Linked DNA regions of Homo sapiens: region 2 is linked to region 1. Evidence: chromatin loops called from intact Hi-C (ENCODE). Cell type or tissue: Calu3. All regions are shown on one strand. Links, peaks and the distances in the headings refer to the core of each region. The heading gives the core; the rest is flanking DNA. Region 1 overlaps AKT3 (AKT serine/threonine kinase 3). Region 2 overlaps AKT3 (AKT serine/threonine kinase 3).

The links. Hi-C counts contacts between places; a loop is a spot of excess contacts. Peaks named below come from ENCODE experiments on the same cell type or tissue, not always from the same donor. Only the 100,000 strongest peaks of a DNase experiment are listed, where the experiment ranks them.
Region 2: a loop joins it to region 1, with 6 times the contacts of the local background. A loop is called at or near these places in 7 of 110 quality-filtered maps.

The regions. Positions count from the first base shown.
Region 1 is chr1:243,839,335-243,847,675 of GRCh38, forward strand. It overlaps AKT3 (AKT serine/threonine kinase 3), which reads right to left. Exons shown (of 14, transcript NM_005465.7): 2 at 3,791-3,948. The coding sequence starts at 3,836. Among named protein-coding and RNA genes, the nearest start is that of AKT3, 6.7 kb to the right of the region's middle. In Calu3, for the core only: no CTCF peak of the experiment used is centred there; DNase peaks (open chromatin) are centred at 3,017 and 3,927.
Region 2 is chr1:243,726,416-243,734,756 of GRCh38, forward strand. The region is part of intron 2 of AKT3 (AKT serine/threonine kinase 3); the gene reads right to left. Among named protein-coding and RNA genes, the nearest start is that of AKT3-IT1, 64 kb to the right of the region's middle. In Calu3, for the core only: no CTCF peak of the experiment used is centred there; DNase peaks (open chromatin) are centred at 3,806, 4,216, 4,546, 5,076 and 1 weaker place.

The DNA.
Region 1 (8,341 bases), core at 124-8,123:
TTTGAGTAAGATCATTTAGTAAGTATTTAATATATACAGAGATGCCTCCTATGCTGATGTGCAACCAAGTTGTAAGGAGCTGTCCTGGATCCATCAAGGAGGAAAACGCAGACAATACTTTACTTGATGTTTGCTCCGTGATGTTTCTTTTATTGCCATTTCTAACACCAACAATACTATGGTAATGTGTTATCTCAATTAATACTTATCATTTTCAACTGTCCAGAAAAGTGTAAAAAATAGGATATCACTATTAATATATCACTAATAACCAAGGTTAGGAAAGCATTTATCCTACGTAATAATGAATATTTATCTTTCAGCCCTTTTTTTATTTTCCAAGAAGATATTTACTGAAAAGCAACTTACTCACATTAAAAGTACAAATCAGATTATATCTGGAGATAACAACAATTGATGCATATAGTCTTACGAAAAAAGACTAATATTCAAAGTAATAACTATATTATAACTTTATTATATCAATTTTTTGTTGTTGTTGTTGATGAGACGGAGAACATGACTCCATCTCAAAAAAAAAAAAAAAACAGAAAATACAGGAAAAGGTCCGGGTGCGGTGGCTCACGCCTGTAATCCCAGCACTTTGGGAGGCCAAGGCAGGCAGATCACGAAGTCAGGAGATCGACACCAACCTGGCTAACACGGTGAAATCTCGTCTCTACTGAAAATACAAAAAATTAGCCTGGCATGGTGGCATCCCAGCTACTCGGGAGGCTGAGGCAGGGGAATCACTTGAACACGGGAGGCGGAGGTTGCAGTGAGCCGAGATCATGCCACTGCATTCCAGCCTGGGTGACAGAACGAGACTCCGTCTCAAAAAATAAAATAAAATAAAATAAAAATAAAGAAAATCCAGGAAAAATAGCCACAGTCCAAACTAGAAACCAAATTAAAGTATGGCAGCTCTGGAGTACAAAGAGAGCGTAAGAAATCCATTTGTTCTCCAATGAGAACACACGGACACAAGGAGGGGAACATCACACACCAGGGCCTGCTGGGGGTGGGGGGCAAGGTAAGGGAGAGCATGAGGACCTAATGCATGGGGGGCTTAAAACCTAGGTGACAGGTTGACAGGTGCAGCAAACCACCATGGCACATGTATACCTATGTAACAAACCTGCACGTTCTGCACATGTATCCCAGAACTTAAAGTAAAATAAAATAAATCCATTTGCTCTCTAAGAATCTCATCATACCACTTTGTTTAGTCATATTATTTATATAATGTAATATTTTAACTGCTTTTCAGAATCAGCAAGTATAACTATTATAAACCTTGACATATAAAATAAATGTTACAGTTGAAAAACTGGAAAGGGAATGTGAGGAATTCAAGGGAAAGATGAGGAGAAAAGCTAATTTTTTTTTTTTACAACTTATAAAGTGGCAAGTTTAGAGACAATGTCTGAACACTCTAAAGTTAACTGTTAAACAGCTATAAGTTTAATCATAAAGGCAACCAAAAAATAAAAGGAAGAAGGTAGGATCAGTATTAAAAGTTAAATCCTTCTATTTTTCACAATGGGGAGATATTAGGTTACTGAAGGTTAAAGTTTAGTATATTATATAAAAAACTGGCATAATGATGAGACAATTAAAAATAGGAAAAAAAGTTCTAAAATGATTATCTCTGACAAAGGAGGTAGAAAAGATAGGGAGATTTTTATTTTTCATTTTATACCTTTGTGTGTTATTCAAATTTTTATGTTTATGCAACTATTCATCTCAAAATAAGCACATACACATTATTAGAAACACATACACATACACATCTCAAAATAAACACATACACATTATTAGAAAAATGATGGCAAATTCTTATTCATTTTTTTTTCTATAGTCCATGGACTAAATACTTTCTATTATGGTATTTCAAAGATATAATTAATTAAACAGACTAAAGAATCATCCTAAACCTTTGATAAATATGTGGAGATAGCAACAGCTTACATTGTGTTAGAACTGTCAAAATAAATCCACAACCATCATCTCATTTAACCCTCAAAACCATCTTGTGAAAGCAGATTTTAGAGATTAGTAAAGTAAAACTCAAAAAGGTTCAAGTGATTTGCCATCCCCCTCCAAAAAAAGTAGAATAATATAAATACGTTTAAAAAGTAAATCAAAAAAGCCTTTATAAAGCACTGAAATCTGAAAATGCTTTCGTAATTTATAACAGGAGAATGACATTGAAAGAAATTACACTTGACAATACAAATGGTCAGGCACATCGGAAAACAGCTGGGCAGTTTGTTAAACATATACTTCTTATAAAGTTAAACACACACTTACCATATGACCCAGCAATATCATTCCTAAGTTATTACCCAAGACAAATGAAAACACATTACACAAAGACATGCACTCTAATGTCCAGACTCTTTATTCGTACTAACCAAAAGCTAGAAGCAGCCCAAATGTCCAACAAGTGATTAACAGATAAACTGTGATATATCCAGACCATGAACTACTACTCAACCATAAAAAAAAAGCTAATGATATACAAGACATGGATGAATATTAACAGTATTATGCTATGTAAAAGAAATCAGCCATAAAAAAACTATGTACTGCATGATTCCATTTATATGAAATTCTAGAAAAGCAAAATTATAGTAACAGCAGATAAAGTGGTTGCCAGGGTTAAGGGATGAGGACTGGGCTGCAAGGGAGAACAAAGGAACCTCTCGGGTTAATGAAAATAACCACTATATCGTTTTCAGAGTGTTTGTTACACTACTGTGTATCTCTGGCAAAACTCATCAAATTATGACTTTACATTGCTTAATTTTATTATGTAAGTTACGACTTAATAAGGCTCATTTAAAAAATAATCCATAATCACATTTAACTATGACAACAGCTTTTCAGGATAGGTATTTACTACAGACCTTCAAAAAATATTAAAATCAATATTAGGAGGGAACTTGTAACCATAAAGTAGATATACAGGAACTAAAAGGTTCTGAGAATGGAACAGTCCTCATCCTACTCGACGTGGCCATGTGGGTAAACAGTAGTTGCCTAGCAACTAATCTAAACTCTAAATTTCTAATAAATATATTGACCACATAAGCAGGTGATCTCACAGATGATAAACCGCTTTACATCGAAGGGTTCTTCCTTTAATAATAAAAAATAATAATGTGCTTAAGTTATTTATCTAAAGTAGGAGTGAACAAGGTGTATTAAACCTAGATGATGAAAAATAAAAATACGAAATTAAACATAAACATACACACACAAAAAATCCTTGTCCTCATTTGGCCTTTTACGTCAGGACTTTACTTACCAAATTTATGGGATTAATCCATGAGTTTGCGGGTGAACCCTTTCCCCTTTTCTACTTTAAGCCATTCCCCTACAACCATTCAAACTGGCTTAATTCTCTTATTTATATATTTACATGTGATTAAATGCATATAGGATCGTACTTTTACATATATTAAATGATTCTAAAGATATCTCTCCAGATTACAGAACCTGTAGACACCACAGAAAAATACAACACTTTCTGTAACACGCTACACACAACATACCAGAAAGTCAAACCTAACTTAACTAGATTATAAATGCTCAAAATCAAGAATTACAAAAAAATCCCTTAATAACAAGCAAATTCCTAACACACGTTAAATATATCATTTCTCTCTTACTAGACATAGCATGACACAGTTTAACAGTATCAGAAAAAAGATCAACTTCTAAGACACCACTCACTGCTAGCACTCTTACCAACCGTATTATTTTTGGTTTGCGGAGCACTTACCCCTCTTCTGAACCCAACCTTCTTTCACAATGGTAACATCGCTCATGATGACTCCCCTCTGAGCCCCCAACTTGGAGAAATGGTACTTTGTGATATCAGCTTTAGGGTTTGGATTCTCTGCTGCTGCTGCCCTTCCCACTCTCTAGTGATGACTCAGCCTGGAAGGAAGTATTGAAGAAAGAATTTTTTTTCCATTCTTGCAACTCACAGAGCAATAACAAACAACTAATTCTTTGTAAATGTCTTCAACTGGCCTGACCTCACATAAAAGTCTGGCTCTTCAAACTGGGGAACTTATTTATTAAATAGTTCTATAATGAAAGCACTTCCCTAGTCTTGTGACCAATTTCAAATGATAGTGAAACTTTTAACCTAAGAGGTTGCAACAAAAAAGTCTTAAGAAAACCAGTCACGCCTACCCAAATAATAGAGAAAATTTGTTTGGTGATGTGTATTTGAGGTGAAGAGGGAAGAGAATGAAAGTTAATTGCCCTAAATCCCTGTAATTTCAGAAGCAATTGTAAATTTTTTGTTTTTTTTTTTTTTGAAACGGAATCTCACTCTGTCGCCAGGCTGGAGTACAGTGGCGCGATCTCTGCTCACTGCAACCTCCACCTCCCAGGTTCAAGCGATTCTTCTGCCTCAGCCTCCCAAGCAGCTGGGACTACAGGTGTGCGCCACCACGCCCTGCTAATTTTTGTATTTTTAGTAGAAACGGGGTTTCACCATATTGGCCAGGCTGGTCTCAAACTCCTGACCTCATGATCCACCCGCCTCAGCCTCCCAAAGTGCTGGGATTACAGAAGTGAGCCACCACAACCAGTCGTGAATACTTTAAGTGATATAAAATACAACGTACCAAGAACTCATCATTTACGTATTCTTACTCTGCCTGTTCCAAGAAATATTTTAAGGAGATTAAAAAATAATTGATTTCATATTATGTACTTATTATAAAGTAAAGTGAAACAAAGGGAATATGAAAGTAGAAAAAAATATTTAGTACTCAAGATGTGCCAAGAACTGTTACGGGTACTTACATCTATTATTCTTATGTGATCTTTATAACCTTATGAGGATACTATTAATTCCATTTCACAGACAAGGAAACTGAGGCTCACACAGATAAACCAACTTGCTCAATTTCAACACACCTAGTAAATGTGGAGCCAAGATCTGAACCCAGGCTGTCTGACTCCAGAGCCTGCATTCCAAAACTATACTGCCTTAAGATAAAAAGAAGTCAGAGTAAAGGCATACATACTTGGGAAAGATACGTCACAAATTTGGCATGGAGCTCTTGGGAAGACAATGCAAATAACAAAACACAACAGGCTTTCCTATTTACAGTATCCAAAAAAAATTTTTTTTTGAGATGGGGTTTCCCCCCATCATCCAGGCTAGAGTAGAGTGGCACAATCATAGCTCACTGCAGCCTCCAATGGGGGTCAAGCAATCCTCCCACCTCAGCCTCCTGAGGAGCTGGACTACAGGCAGGCATCACCATGCCTAGCTAATTTTTAAAAAAAATTTTTGTGGAGATGGGGTCCCGCTATATTGTCCACGCTGCACAAATTTTTTTAAAAAGCAAAAAAAGTTCCTCAGAAGAAATACAACTTTTCCTGGGACAAACATCGAATTTATCCCATGGGTCTTCTTCATAAGATGTATGCGGGAAAGTCCTCAAAAACACCCTCCCATATACAGCAATGAGTTTTACAGGGTCATTGCTTATTGTCACTCTCAAACTAAAAAGGAAAATGCCAACATAAAATTAGTAAATCCATTTGCACAGAAGGGGACCAAAAAATGTGGTCCAGGTACACCAGTGTTATGTGGTCAAGAATCATATCATAAATTTTAGATAACTAGAAAAATGGATAGATGGACTACACAAACATACTCTCTCAACTTGGTTTGTGATAAATGATACATAGCAGTTAAGTTCAGTGTTAGACTCCCAACCTAGCGCTAAATTAGACTACAGGTCATTCTTCAATGCAAATTAAGTGTGGAGCTTAACCATTTAACAGTCAGGAATCAAGACTAAACATTCTCTAGACAGCCTGACTAAATAGCCTGACAAAAGCTATGTAGCTGAATGCAAGACCACCAGCCTCATGTATTATGAGGTCACAGGCAGAACCTATAGGTAAGGCTGAGACTCCTCAAAATCACCATGAGTCTGTTGCTGTAGAGTGTCAAAAAGGGATATTAGTTTGTAATCCCAGCACTTTGGGAGGCCAGGGCAGGAGGATCACTTATGTCCAGGAGTTCAAGGCCAGCCTGGGCAACATGGCAAAACCCATCTCCACAAAAAATACAAAAATTAGCTGGGAGTGGTGGCAGGCACCTGTAGTCCCAGCTACTCAGGAGGCTGAGGTGGGAGGATCACCTGAGCCCAGGAAGTCTAGGCTATGCTGAGTGGTGACCGTGCCTGGGTGCTACAGTGAGAACCTGTCTCAAAAAAAAAAAAAAAGAAAAGAAAAGAAAAAGAATTTGGTTGCACAGTTGGCCATATTTTTGTAATATGCATGTAAAATCATTTTAAAATCTGTCTTGGGAGCCTCATCATAAATTTTTAAAAATCCATACATACATATAAAATGCAATTGATATATGGTCCATTAAATACCAAGAATCAGCTTGACAGAATTTACCCCCAGATTAAACTGAGCTACCCAATAGGTATGGAATCCTCTAACAAGGTTCATCACAATGGTGTATTAGGAAGAGCACCAGAAAGACCAAGAAACTTGAGTCCCTGCCCCACCCAGAGTGATGCTGTATAAGGTCACTTTAATTATCTGTGCCTCAGTTTCCGGAGCCATAAAAATGAAAGTATAGCATTAGATGAACTCTGAATAGCTTTATAGCTCTTCCAGAGCTAATATTTATGATTCTGCAAGTTAAAATCTACGGAGTATCTACTTCATATATAGATGGCATCATAAGTGAAAGACATGATTATACATACATAGTTCATGTCCTCAAAAGTTTGATAATTGGAAGATAAAACATTCAAACAGCATTTCAACTAAGACAAAATTTGGGCTAAGCTCCATTATTGGAAAAATACTGTCCTCCTTCCCCTCCCATCCCCTAGTCCCCCAAATACAGTCAGAAGCTTTCTAATATAGATTCCAATATACATGTAAAATCCTCCTAAAATCTGTCTTGGGAATCTCCCTAATTATAAATTTTTTTAAATCCATCCATATATATATAGGAATTATCTAATATAGGGAAGAAAAATTATCATTTGCAATTCTAGTGTTTTCTTCTAGTAAATCTTTTTACTTTCCTCTCATAATATTTAGAAATGAGAAATACCTGTAGTTGGTGATAGAGTACTGAAAAGAAACAGAACTAAAAAACACATCAACAAGTCAAGAAGCATATATTAATTTTATCTACCCATTAGTATTCAAAGATTACTTGGCAGAGAAAATGAGTTTACATCTAATTTGATTAAAGACTATGATGCTATAATAAAATCTGTAAACATTTGAGTTATTTAATTTGGCATTTTAAACAAATGAAAGGTGATGTTAATGGGCCAGTCAATACACTTTTATTAACTTGATGCTATGGAAATTATTGTACCAAATTTTGCAAATTTAGAATTATCACTGTTAACTGTAATAATAGGTACAAACAAGAAAAACACTAGAAGTGTTGCAGAATTAGGAAAGTTTAAATAAAAGGTATTTTTAGAATGCCACAATAAGTTTTTCTTATGTGAAAATCACTTTCAAAAGTGTAGCAGGGGTTGTTTGAAAGATTAAATGAATACAGGTAAAGCACATAGAACAGTGCCTGGCACATGGCAACTGCTTACCAGGCATTGGTTAGCATTAACTCTAAACTGAATCTAATCCTATCCCATGTAAAAGATCAGGACAAAGTATTTGTTGTCGGAAGATTCAGGACTATCTTTCCAAAAGAAGGTATGCTGTGTGACCAGGATTTAAAATACTGATGCACATGCTGAAACCTGGAGTAACACAAATCTTCTAACAAAAATTAATTGTATTATTAATGCATATTAACTTAAAAATAAAAATGCCAGTCAGATCACAAGACTGATTTGCTCAAAATGAAAATGGTTTTTCAGTTCTTGCATTTTGTTGCTCAAATCTAAGATAGTTTTAAATTTTTCTTTTTAACACTTCAAAACTTAATCACACTATAAAGACAAGCTCCTATCAAATCATGCTAAGCATCCAACTAACAAGTTGTTAACAGTGATTGCCTTACCTTCCCAAGGACAAATTCTTGAACTAAAAGATATAATAACAAAAGAAAACATAGCTATCTTTTCACGAAAATACACAAAGTTTAAGTAAAGGCTAAACTTCTACAAAATCAATTTGTAAAACAGGTTCCTCATTTTAAAGAAACCCAGATAGCTGGAAATTTCCACTGAATTTTTATGAGAAAATTTCTGATGTTTACATCAAAAGCTACAGCTTAAAAAATAAGTCCTTACTTTCCACAAGTCTCTATGCTAAGTCCATTTGTTCCCTAGTAAGTTTAATCAACACGTTT
Region 2 (8,341 bases), core at 197-8,196, 110 kb before region 1:
ACCTATAAAGTGAACTCAATTAATGCAGGGAACAATCTAAAATATGGCAAATATTTAATATGGTTGTTTGGTAATATTTAAGTTCAGTTTCTATAACTTACAACAGGTAAATTCTCAAAAGAAGTTGTCAATTTTCTGAAAATCTCAGTCTGTGGTTGCTCAACTTAGCAACCAATATTCTCTTTTTCAACCCAAAAGAAAGTTAACATTTATCTATGAACAAGCACTCAGTCCCACAGCCATGAGAGTTGTCAAAATAACAGGAAGAAAAATGGACCAAGGATATATAAAGCTGAAAATGGGTCAGAATGCTCAAATTAAGAATCAAACTTATGTTTTTATTTTTCTTGCTTTTTCTTGCAAGCCAGGGCATCCTCATGAAAAAACAGGTAAGAATTTGGCAAGAATAGGGATAGAAAGCAAAAAGAAACTTGTTTTCCCAAACATCTGGCATCCTTCAACAAACTCTGGCAATGAAAAGTCAAAGCAAAGCAGATAAGATTCTGCCAATCACCTTCTACTTAGGCAGTGGCAATAGGTGGCCTAGCCAAGGCTCCCTGCCTGAGCTGAGAAGAGATGTCAGTATTGTGGTAAAGCCCACCTCCTTGGTCTTCAACAGATTCCTTCCATACCCCCAGGTTATGACAGAAAATGAGCAATTCACACAAGCATAAATGTGAAACATTAACATTTAAAAGGAGCCTAACCTACATAATAAGTGCTGAGGCTGAATACACATTGTGGGTCAAAATCAGGACAAGGCAGCTCAACATGGCATCTGTTAAGGGAAGAAAAATAAAGGGCAGACAAAAGACAACATTTAATCCTAGGTTCAACCTTCATAAATCAGCATACAATACCAAAAGTAAGTTAGTTGATTGATTGATTGATTGATTGAGACAGGGTCTTGCTCTGTTGCCCAGGCTGGAGTGCGATGGTACAATCTCAGCTCAACACAGCCTTGACCTCCTGACTCAAGCAATCCTCCCAAGTAGCTGGGACTTCAGGCATGCACTACCATGCGTGGCTAATTTTGTTCACTTTTTGTGGAGATAGGGTCTTGCTATGTTGCCCAGGAAGGTCTAGAACTCTTGGCCTCAAATGATCCTCCCACCTCAGCCTCCCAAATTGCCAGGATTACAGGTGTCAGCCACTGCTCCCAGCCCCAAAAGTTTATTATTATAAGGACTCTTACTCTTCATTGTAATTTATAGGCTGAAATTGCAAAACTGAAAACCCTATTCTTGCAACAATAACTTGAGGTATTTAGAACTCATGACACCAAGTTTCACATCCTCTTTCTTAAGTCTGCAGAAAAGGAACCTCCATCCTTATAGTTCAAAGTCTTTCTAGCAAAGAAAAAAAGAGAACCAAGAAAAAAAAGCATCATAACTATTTTGTAAGTATCAAACTAAAAAATTTGATATAATCTTAGTTTAAAAAAATAATTATAACACTGATTTGATATTTAGGCATAGAGGGATGTTGGTGTTTTATAAGAATTGACCTGACTATAAGCAGCACTCAGCTACATCTCTCAAAAATAAGGGAAAGCCATTTTAAGAGCTTGAAGTAGTATGTTGTAGTCCTATGACATTAATAGTTTAACAGAAACCACATACAACTTGAAGACTAAAACTATCAACTCCCTAAACAACTCACAGTGTACGTTAACATGACTTGACTATTCAGGGAGAGCCTCACCCTGGCAAACGGTTTGATTGTTCATCACAGCAAACTCCTGAAACACGCATCAACGATTCAATAGAAAGCCCCAACAGTATGTAAGATTTTTTGAATCCCTTGCTGTTGCATAATGGTCATCATCCAATTTTAATCAAACACACACACACACCCAGTATTCACTCAACCTCAACCAAACTTTGATTCTCAGTACATACTATCCTTGCTTTCTTCCCTCCAAGAAACCGCCAAAGTTCTAACCAGGTGGTGTACTCCCTTTCTGTGACAGGCAATAAACTCTATCTATAGGTTGTGAGGGAGACACTTGGGCAGCCAGCACTTGATACTATGCCAGCTGTAAGTTTTAATCATTCAGGAATATAGTGCAAAGAGTACTGTGAACTTATGGTGTGCTAATGCATCATACTAGCAATTGTGAATTTAGATCATAAACCTTTGTATTTCACCTAAAACTTTATGGGAACAGATAGGACAGGACAGGCAATCCCAATGCTTTTGTAGAAAAACTGTCTGGTCATATGCTGTCAGTTCTTCACGATTTCAAAGAATAACCACTTGAAAGAAAATTTTCAAAAATCTAAAGACTTAATAAAACTAAGATCAATGAGTTTTAAAGTACGTGTCATTAAAAGCACAAACTCATTTGCAGTCTATGGACTCTAAGGCAAGAGTCATATGCCAGACATCCCAGAAGAGGTAAAAAGTTATTAGAGACAAAAAGGACTTCAGGGAAACTTAGTTTTTCCTTAGGGAAAGGAGTCCTCCATGGAGTCACATGGCCCTCCAATAAGTAGGCATCAGGTAGTGTATCAAGAACTGATACAAGATCAGAAAGGAAGAGCCAATGAGTTAGGAGAAACCAAGGTTGGGTTTCAAGAATTGAGTTGCTACTTGTGCTGAATGATATTAAGAGATGGAGAAAAAGAAAGAGAAAAATGTTCACGCGGATGTCAATGATTTTTACTAGACTCTTCAGAGGAGTAAGAAATCCAAATAAACTAGAGTTTAGGGCAGAAAATTAACTACAAGGTGAGAATATGAAAGATGCCAGTGTGGACAAACCATGCAATAAAATTTTATTAAAAGAGAAGCAGAAATAGAGGCAGTAGCAGAATGGGAAGCAATATGTCAAGAGGGGGCTTTTCTTTTTAGGATGGAAGATACTATTGCACCTTTATATGCCGGTGTGAATGATAAAGCAGAGAGGGAGAGACTGGTAATACAAGAGAGGTAATGATTTGAGATTTTGAAAAGATTAAAAGGGTGGAATTCAAAATACTAGTGAAAATAAGAGCATATGCACTGAGTTTAAAGCATGAGAATATGGTGAGAACATAAATGGGTACAGCCTTTCCAGGAAAAAAATCAAGTACCTCATAGATTATAAAGAGACATGAAAGTAACCATATCCTTTGAGCCAGTAATTTCACTCATAAAAATCTACCTTAAAAAAAGATCTGAAATCTATCTTAACTGTCTAATGATCAGGGAGAACTGTTAGGTAAATAATTATAAAATGCTATTAAAAGTCCTTAATGATATGGGAAAACGTTCATAATATTAAGAGAAAAAAAGCAAGATATAAAATTCCAAATGTTGTATTTTAAAAATAAAAATATGTGCATAGACAAAAGATTAAGGAGACATAAAATATTAGTAATATCTCTGGACAATAAATGATAGATTACAGTGTTCTTCTTTATGTATATTTTTCATTTTCCCTAATAAGAATGGGTCACTTTATTACCAGAATAATTTACTTTCATCTTGCCTGTATTTTCCAAGTCTCTCTACTGACACCTTCCTAACAGCTTTAAATATTTGTGTATTTCAGAAATAAAATTGTGATAGTGGCAGGAGGCAGACAAATTCCTAGGCAGATTGGGACAGGTCCCCAGTGAAACCCAACCTTCAGGGCACACACAGCATGAAGCCTGAAAACCTGGCTGCTCCTTCTAGCTGGAATCCACAACCTGGAGGGAGAATTTCCTTTACGCCTTTCAGCCAATGAAATGGTGTTTTTTCCAGGTCCACCCATGGACCACTCAGCACGCACTTCCTCCTGCCCAGGGACCAATCAGCACACACTTCCTCCATTTTGAGCCCATAAAAACCCCAGCTTCAGCTGGACTCAAGGTAAGTAAGGACTACCCTTAGGAGCTGCCCGCTTTGGGTCTCCTCTCTGCTGAGCTGTTCTGCTACTCAGTAAAACTTCTCCACCTTGCTCACCTTCCAGTTGTCCACGTAACCTCATTCTTCCTGGACAAAGGACCAGAATTCGGGACCCACCCAACAGTGGGCATGAAAAGGGCTGCAACACTTTCCTGGCCAACTCACCAAACTGTGGTGGTGACATGCTCCCATTTGCTGGACTGCAGGAGTGAAAAGCAGTGACACTTCTGGGGGCCGAGACATCAGGATTTCCCAAGCCAGGGCTGTAACACTATAGCCTTCCTGCCTTCTGCCTGCATTGGGCAGCTGCCCCATGTGACAGGAAGTGGCAGTGGAGCTGGGCCAGCCTGGGAGCCGCCGGCTGGGGTGAGGTGGTGGGACTGAACAAGCTGAAACCTGCTCCCCCTGCTCGCCGAGCCGCGGGTGGAGAGAATGAGAGAGCACGCCTGACCCACTCCTTGAGGCTCTGCAGTTGCTGGCGTCCCCAAGTTTTTAGGTGCCACCGCATCCCCCTTTTCCAGACACCAGCACCTGCACCAGAAACTACGTGTGGTACGCCTGCTCCAGCTGCAGCCTGGCAAGGAGCCGGCACCTCTGCCAGCACCCAGAGCTGCCTGCCCCACCACAGCTGGCCGGACCCTGTGTTAGCTCTCTCACACACCCTTCAGTGCTCTGAGCCTGGTTTGCCCTCATCAGGCGTGGGATCCGGGTTGGGCGAACTGAGTGCAGCCTGCCGGGCTGAGTGGGTGGAACGAGCACAGTGGGAGTGAGTGAAACTCAAGCAGGGGCGCCACAGGCCACAATGGTTCCCGGCTGGCAGAGTGACACCTGAAGGATCCCGTGACATTTCGATTATTTCTGCTCATAGCATAAACTCTTATATGTAAGTATCTACCACATGCCAAAATGAAAGCAAAAAATATATATAATAGCCTGCTGTAGATATATATTATGTTGTTGTAGCAGCTCATGTTTTCTACCATCCATACGTTTAAGATAAATGGCATGCAATATCACCAATAATAAGGCAATAGAGAACAAAGAGTCTGCAAGAATTTAGAAAACACTTGCTTTGATATACAGCAAGAACTAAGGGGCAAGAAGAGGTAATGGGCAAGCTCTGAGTCACTCTTACTGGATGGTCTCAGTACAGCAACAGTAACTAGGATAAGCCAAGGCGTCCTCTACACACATAGTGAGGCCAGCTTGAAACAAGGAAGTACATAGTTGCAGACTTGGAAGCTAGCCACCGCAGCTATTTAAAAATCAATAGAGAGATTATTTTTTAAACCCTCTTTATCCAAAAAGAGTGTTCTGTGAAGAGAAATAGAAGGCACTAGAAGTGACGCACTGAAAGATCTCAGTTCATGGAATGATCACATTTGTAAACTAATAGTTTGTGCCTCTTTTTAGAGTCAAAAGTCAGTAAGCTCAAGTCAGTAAGCTCTGGGTTGGAATTCCAGCTCCTGTTTATTAGCTGTGCAACCATGGACCAATGTACTTCACTAACCCTCAGAATCTTCATTTATAATTTCAGGATTATGATATTGTACTTATAGAGCTTTGAAGAGGATAAAATGAAATAAAATGGGAAAACACTCAGTGAAATGCCTCATATGTAATTACCATGTAACGGTTTTTCCTTTCTTCCTAATTTCATTTACCACCTTCACAATTTGTGTCATATTCACATGCCATCTACATTATTTACTTAATATTGTTCCTCATATAGATTTACATATTTTTTCTAAATAAATTTCGCCTCATCTTAACAACACTACCCACTGAGAGGCTGAATATAAAATGGACAACAGTGAGATCATGTATAACCACAGAACTCTGAGCCACAACCTTTGCAACCAACGCAGGATGGCAAACCACAAGCTCTGCAGCCAAGAGCCCAGAACGGTCAGGACTTGGGCAATGACAACCAAGGACCAAACAGAAAAAGCTAAGATGTTCCCCAGACCAGTCACACAAGATACCCACACTTCCAGCTTTCCCATGCCAACAGCCTTCCAACCACAGCATACCTAAAGCTGCCTCTTTCTTCCATTAAAAAGCTTCTCCACTCCCTTGCTGAGCCTACCAAAGGGAAGAGATGGTGGCTGACTGGACGTTTCTCAATCTTTGGAATTACTAAATACAGCAAATGTGTTTTTAAATAATACCCTCAGACTCTAGGTAGTCTAGAAATTTACAACACTGCTTCTTAGTGATGACGGAGTTGTTATATAACACACTGGTTCATTTAAAAGAACAGGAAAAGAGTTTGTGTACTGATAATAAAAATTTAACTCATGTTGAGAAAAATAAGTAATAAATACCAATGAACAAACAACCAGCACTCTCAAGGACTATATGGTGACACATCTATTGTTATGTGCATTTGCCAATCAGTATTGTTATGGTTCTACAAAGAATCCAGTGCACCAGACTGCAGCTAATTATGTATATTCAAGTGATTAGCAAGCACTTGTTGCCTCTTTCACACCACCCTCCAAACAGCAGCCTTTGAGAGGAGAATAGACTGCAAATTTATTGAGAGAACACTGTTAATCCTTTGGGGAGAATGTAAATGTAAACAGGACTACTCTACATCAAGGTGCTTTGACAACAACAATCATCTGCATAAACACATGCTCAACAACAAACAGGTGTTCTATTTCACAACTAGCACCCATTTGATGCTTTCAAGTAAGCATTATGCACAAACTGTTAGAAGTACTTTGAAACCAGCTGCAATTACTATAATTAGCTGCTTTCCTATACTTTGTTTCCTTTTACCTGTTCAGTACTGTGCTATGCCAATTCATACACTCCAAGTAAAATGACCAGTTCAGGACTTTTACTGGTAAGGTATGAAAAGCACACAAACTAGACTCCATTTAAACTAAGTCAACTGGAACTTTCTCCAAATATCAAAAATACTAAAGGCAAAATTCAAATACTTCTATTTTAAAATTACATTAATGAGACAAAAGATAGCTCTCTTTCAAAGCTGTTTAAAGTTTTGACTCATAAGAGACCTCAATTATTGTAGTATTAACTGACTAGAAGAGGAAAAGGGGAAATATTCTAAAAGTCTATCAATTAAAGAATAAATAAAAAGTAGTGCTACATATTCAAATGGAATACTATACAGCAGCTAAAAGGCATAACCTACCAATAGCTTTAGCTACAGCTGTAACTACATTGCACACGGACAGAGCACAAAAACAATATTAAGTGAAAAAAGGAAAATTTCAGAATGCCAATAAGTATAAGCTAACAATCATAAACATATGTAGTGACCAAATCAAAATCTATATACAAGTTATATCTCAGAGACCTTTTGGGTTCAGTTACAGACCTCTACAATAAATATGGCAATAAAACAAGTTATATGAAATTCTGGTTTCCCAGCTCATATAAAAGTTATATTTACACTACACTATAGTCTATTAAATGTGCAATAGCATTATGTCTTTTAAAAAGTACGTATCTTAATTAAAAACATTATTGCTAAAAATGCTAATCAAGTGAGCATATGCTGTTGGAAAAAATGACACAGATAGACTTGCTCAACAGAGTTGCCACAAACCTTCAATTTGTACAAAATGCAATATGTGCAAAGTGCAATTAAACAAAGCACAATAAACTGAGGTACAACTGTAACCATTAGCCTAATTCTAAAACCAAAATTTTCAAATGTATTAATATAAATCTCAGAAAATCCAAAAGTCAAATATGGCATGAACTCTCAACAGAAAAAAATTAGCTAATTCTCTTAAATCCAATCCAATGATAAACACACTGTCAAGTCCATGAGGGCTGTGACTATTTCAGCACTGTGTACTGCTGTATCTCCTGTACCTCACTGGCACTTCCAGTAAGTAATATTTCATCAATAAAGTATTTATGAAGGAGTGAATCAATGTATGTATGAATGTGTAAATGAGTGCACAAATCAAAGTTCACAAATAAACTGAAACACTGAAGTATTGTTTAAAAATATACAGTGTGAACTATAAAAAGGAAAAAGAATACCAGGTCACATTACTCCATTACAGTCATGCATTGCTTAATGATGGGGATACATTCTGAGAAATGCATCATTAGGCAATTTCCTCACTGAGTGAACATCATAGAAACACCTAGTTTTTAGGCTACAAATCTGAACATGTTACTGTACTGAATACGCAGTTCTAACACAATGGTATCTGTGTATCTAGACAAATCTAAACATAGAGAAGGTACAGTAAAAATACAGTACACAGGGTAAAAAAAAAAGTGGCACACCTCTATAGGGCACTTACCACGAATGGGGCTTGTAGGACTAGAAGTGACTCTGGGTGAATCACTGGTGAGTGAATATGAAGGTCTAGTATATTACTGTAGACTACTGTGGACTTCATAAACACCGTACACTTAGGCTACAATAACAAAATATTTTTCTTTCTTCAATAATAAATTCAGCTTACTA